Regions from separate parts of the Homo sapiens genome. Here region 2 is linked to region 1. Evidence: read pairs that join two places in POLR2A ChIA-PET (ENCODE). Cell type or tissue: PC-3. All regions are shown on one strand.

The links. Peaks named below come from ENCODE experiments on the same cell type or tissue, not always from the same donor. Only the 100,000 strongest peaks of a DNase experiment are listed, where the experiment ranks them.
Region 2: POLR2A ChIA-PET joins it to region 1 with 5 read pairs; 3 of 35 experiments call an interaction of 5 or more read pairs at or near these places.

What each region holds. Positions count from the first base shown.
Region 1 is chr10:74,952,093-74,954,592 of GRCh38, reverse strand. All of the region lies in intron 3 of KAT6B (lysine acetyltransferase 6B), which reads right to left. Among named protein-coding and RNA genes, the nearest start is that of SNORD172, 68 kb to the left of the region's middle. In PC-3, no CTCF peak of the experiment used is centred here; a DNase peak (open chromatin) is centred at 1,142; H3K4me3 peaks cover 698 bases; H3K27ac peaks cover 438 bases.
Region 2 is chr10:74,775,746-74,778,245 of GRCh38, reverse strand. No RefSeq gene overlaps it. Among named protein-coding and RNA genes, the nearest start is that of KAT6B, 50 kb to the left of the region's middle. In PC-3, no CTCF peak of the experiment used is centred here; no DNase peak of the experiment used is centred here.

The sequences.
Region 1 (2,500 bases):
AGGGTTAGATTCGTTCTTGTGGTTACAGAGTACAAAACTTACACCAATAGGAGTCATCATAGAGAGCCTTTCCAACAGCTGTCCAGCAATGGAATGGATTCTTTTTTTTTTCCGCTTCATTTGCTTAGTTTTTATTTTTTTAATTGTGGTTCAAATGGCATTAAGTAAGTTCACAATACTGTGCAACCATTACCACCATTTATCTCCAGAACTCTTTTCAACTTGCAAAACTGAAACTCTGTATCCATTAAACAATAATTTCCCATATTCTCTTCCCCCAGCCCAGGAAAACACCATTCTACTTTCTGTCTCTATGCATTTGATTATTCTAGCTATCGCATATAAGTGAAATCATACAGTATTTGTGGAATGGATTATTCTTGAGGCAATAAGAGGCCCCTATAATCAAGAGGCCATGGAGAGACTGGATGGGCCCCATCAGGATGCTGAGGACACAACAGTATACAATTTCACCTCACACAATTTGGGGATCTGGGACTCTTCAAAGGTTCCTTCCAGATCAAATATTTTAACGGTTCTAGAGTTAATCTCTAAGGACTTTCCCAGTTCTAATTTTTATTGATTCTATAATACTTTAGAAATTTTAAGAGTCTTCAAGACCTTTGATCTCAAAATAAGATAGCATTTTCTAAGGAAACATTCTTTAAATCTAGGACAATGCATTTTTAAGAAGCTTTATTTTACTTTGTGATTACTTCTGTTTCTGCCCAGAAGGAAACTATATATTTGTTAGCCTTAGTCTAAGTAACTGGACAAAAATAAATGAAAATTCCTGCACAAAATCAGAGCCAGGAGTATTTAGATTCATATCCTCCTCCTGACAATGACACAAAAAGGGGTTTTGTAAGCCATTTCCATGGTATCTGTTCACAATGATCAGGGACATATAACCCTCTCTCTCCATAATCCCCTATAGATCCATACTTCTTAAGTCATCTACATCTTTCATGAGACTGCTTAAAAAAACATACCATTTTAGTAATCCCAAGTGTTAAAAACAAAACAGTTCAGCATTTTTCATTCATATGTTCATATTTGCACCACAGAAAGACCCAGATTTAAACGCTGCTCTCTAAGCCTCAGGTTTCCTCATCTGTAAAAGTGCACAATAGTGTCTGTGTTGTCTAGCTCTCGGGTTGTTAAAGTTCAAATGTGAGTGAGTGTGGAAAGTATTTTGTAAACTACAAAGTTCTACTCAAATATTATTATGAGTATTGCAAAATTTTATTTGGCTATAAAAACAGAAAGAGCAAACAAACAACTTCAAGTCCTTAATAAGCATCAGAACAAATGAATTATTCTGGAGTTTAGAATTACTCTATAAAAGACTTTCATTTTCTGAGCCCCCATGATGAATATTAATCTTAGAGGATTTTTTTAAAGAATGAATTAATCAGGGAGTACAGGAACAGAGTAGAAAATGCCTCCACTGAGAGCCAAAAGGCCTGCAACTATTTAATAAAAGGAAAACTCAAACTAAATGAAAAGAAAAAGATGTTGGAGAAAGAAAAGCATAAACAAATACAAAATCTTAAATGAATAATACTACAAAAGCAAGCAAAGATGAATACTGGCTGGGCACGGTGGCTTACGCTTGTAATCCCCACACTTTGGGAGGCCGAGGTGGGCAGATCACCTGAGGTCAGGAGTTCGAGACCAGCCTGGCCAACATGGTGAAACCTCGGCTCTACTAAAAATACAAAAAAAAAAAAAAAAAAAAAAAAATTAGCCAGGCATGGTGCCTGTAATCCCAGCTACTCAGGAGGCTGAGGCAGAAGAATCACTTGAACCCGGGAGGCGGAGGTTGCAGTGAGCCAAGACCGCGCCATTATACTCCAGCCTGGGCAACAAGAATGAAACTCCATCTTAAAAAAAAAAAAAGACTCTTCTGTGTCTCTTTAGTTTGCTCTCCCTTGTTACACTGTACTGAAATGTGAAGTTTAGGTAATGCTTTGCTGTTTACCACAATGCTTTTCCCAAGTCCCAAATACGAATGCCATGCTACAAGGCCACCTCTCTAAGGTCACCTAACTAGTGAGATGGAGGAACTTCCAGCCTGCTGATGCCAAGCCCTTCACTCTCTGGCTTTCCCCATGGTTTGTCCCTCCTTTCACTTGGAGCTTGATATACCTCAGCAGAAAGGCTGTCCCTGACCATCCCTCTCTGAAACTGTACTCCACTGGCACCACTCCAGAATCTCCATACCTTTTTTTTTTAGGAGACACCACTCACTTTGTCACCCAGGATGGAGAGCGGGGGCGTGATCAAAGCTCACTCCAGCTCGATCTCCAGGGGCTCAAGTGATCCTCCCGCCTCAGCCTCCCAAGTAGCTGGGACTATACTGGCGCACTACCACGCCCAGCTAATTTTTTAACTTTTCATAGAGATGGGGGTCTCGCAACATTTCCCAGGCCATCTCGAACTCCTAAGCTCAAGCAATCCACCCACCTCGGCCTCCCAAAGTGCTGGGATTACAGAT
Region 2 (2,500 bases), 180 kb after region 1:
CTCTTTACATAGAACCAAATCAGACATAGAAAAGGGGACATGTACTCTCACAGTGCATTCTTCCCCATTTGCCACCTCTCTAAGTGGACAAAGATTTCCCTTTGGAGGTTGATGGGAGGCTCCGCTATGAGTAGTCCTCACTGGGCTAAGTTCCTCAGGGAGTGGTGGGTATAGAATGGGACTAGACTTGTAAGGAGGAGAGGACGAAGGGTTCTCAATAGAACTTTCAGGTGGACTGAAGGGAGAAAGGACTGACACATCTGAACCTTCACAGCTGATGGAAGGAAGTTCTGCTCCACCCAAAACTCCCCGCTGAACCCGGGGGTTTTGCATTAAAGGATCATCTAGTATGACTACCTCTTTTTCTTCTTTTCCTTTCATCAAACATGCACATGCCTGCTGCAGGGTTTTATCCTGACTGAGCTGCAAAAATGCTTGAACATATGGTATTTCATACCATTTTCCCTCCCGTTTACAAAAAAAAATAAGTTGAAGTATAGTATTAAAGGCCATAGTTCCAGTAGGAGGCCATTTCTCTTGTTTTTCCAAATAATACTGAGGCTAAACAGTATTACACAGAAACACCAGTTTTCACTGGGCGTGGTGCCTCACACCTGTAATCCCAACACTTTGGGAGGCCGAGGAGGGTGGACCACCTGAGGTCAGGAGTTCGAGACCAGCCTAACCAACACGGTGAAACCCTGTCTCTACTAAAAATACGAAAATTAGCTGGGCGTGGTGGTGTATGCCTATAATCCCAGCTATTCAGGAGGCTGAGGCAGGAGAATTGCTTGAACCCAGGAGGTGGAGTTTGCGGTGAGCTGAGATTGCACCATTGTACTCCAGCATGGGCAACAAGAACAAAACTCCGTCTCAAAAAAAAAAAAAAAAAAAAACCGACCAGTTTTCTCTTCTTAAGCCCATTCAGTTTAAACTGGTCCCAATGTTCAATAATGCATCCTAGTGGTGCGTTCTTTGGAATCAATGCCATGGTTCCCATGAAGGAGGCAGGTGATGTTGAAAGAAAAGTTCCAAGCCTGCGAGAGTGTATTGCCACTGGCAGAGTTCCACTAAAAAGAGAGGTTATTAAGGCCAGCTGCATTAATGAGGGGATCCCTGCCGAAAATTGAATTCTCTTATTCACATTTTCCAGATAACATAAGTGAGCCGAGCCATGAATCTTAGATAAACCACAACATGGACTTCGACAAAAATGTCAAATAAGGAAAGGGAAATGAAGAGGATTTAGATGGGAATGACCAGAGCAAACAGGTCTGGGCAATAGCAGCAGTGTGGATTGGACAAGCAAAGCCAGTTTGCCCAAATCCAAGAAAGGAAAGAAGATTTTTTAGTGTGAAACGAAACAGCAAGGATAAAATTCCCCTGATTTTCATCGTAGTGCTTCTCGATCACAAGCAGACGGATGGAAATTGGGAGGCGCTTAGGAAAAGAGTAAGTTAAAATTCCTAAAACTAGTTAAATAAAGTCTGCTGAAAATGACAGTGAAACAGACACAGCAATTAAGAAATTGATTTATGCAGCAAAGAAGACAAGGCAGATTAATACAAAGAGCATAGCCTGCGGTGCCAAACACATTTTTAGCCAAGAGGGACTTTACTGAGAGGGACCTCTAACCCCCAAATCATAGAAGGGACTCTAACCCTCCTAAGTCAGGCCTCTAACCTGAGGTTGGTCAAGCATCCTTGCCTTTTATTAAGAAGGGTTTCTAACCCACTCTGTCTTAGGAGAGACTCTAACTCCCCTAAGTTGGGCCTCTAACCCAATCCCATTCTTTACCCAGGTACCCCACCACTTACCCAAAGTTACCCAATCAGTGCTGCAGTCTATTTCTTTGGATTGGAGGGTTTCTTCAGTATCGTCCCTTCAGGTTCACCAGAAAGATGTTACAGAACCCCAACACTTACCCAAAGGTAGCCATTGGGTCAGGGTTTCTGCACTATAGTCCCTTGTGTGGTCGCCAGAAATATGTTACAGGAAAGGGGTCCCAATCCAGACCCCAAGAGAGGGTTATTGGATCTCATACAAGAAAGAATTCAGGGCAAGCCCGCCGTACAAAGCAAAAGCAAGTTTATTAAGAAAGTGAAGTGGTGAAAGAACAGCTACTCCATAGCTATAGTGACTTCAGGACATTCCTGAAAGTAAGAGGAGGAATGCACCCACCCTAGGTACAATGCTGGTATATACGGGGAGATGTACTCTGCTACAAGGGTTTGTGATAAAGGATTAATTTTCTTTTTTCTTTTTTGAGATGGAGTCTCACTCTGTCACCCAGGCCCTAGTGCAGTGACGGGATCTCGGCTCACTGCAACCTCTGCCTCCTGGGTTCAAGTGGTTCTCTTGCCTCAGCTTCCTGAGTAGCTGAGATTACAGGCATATGTCACCATGCCCAGCTAATTTTTTTGTATTTTTAGTAGAGACGGGGTTTCTCCATGTTGGTCAGACTGGTCTCAAACTCCTGACCTTGTGACCTACCCGCCTC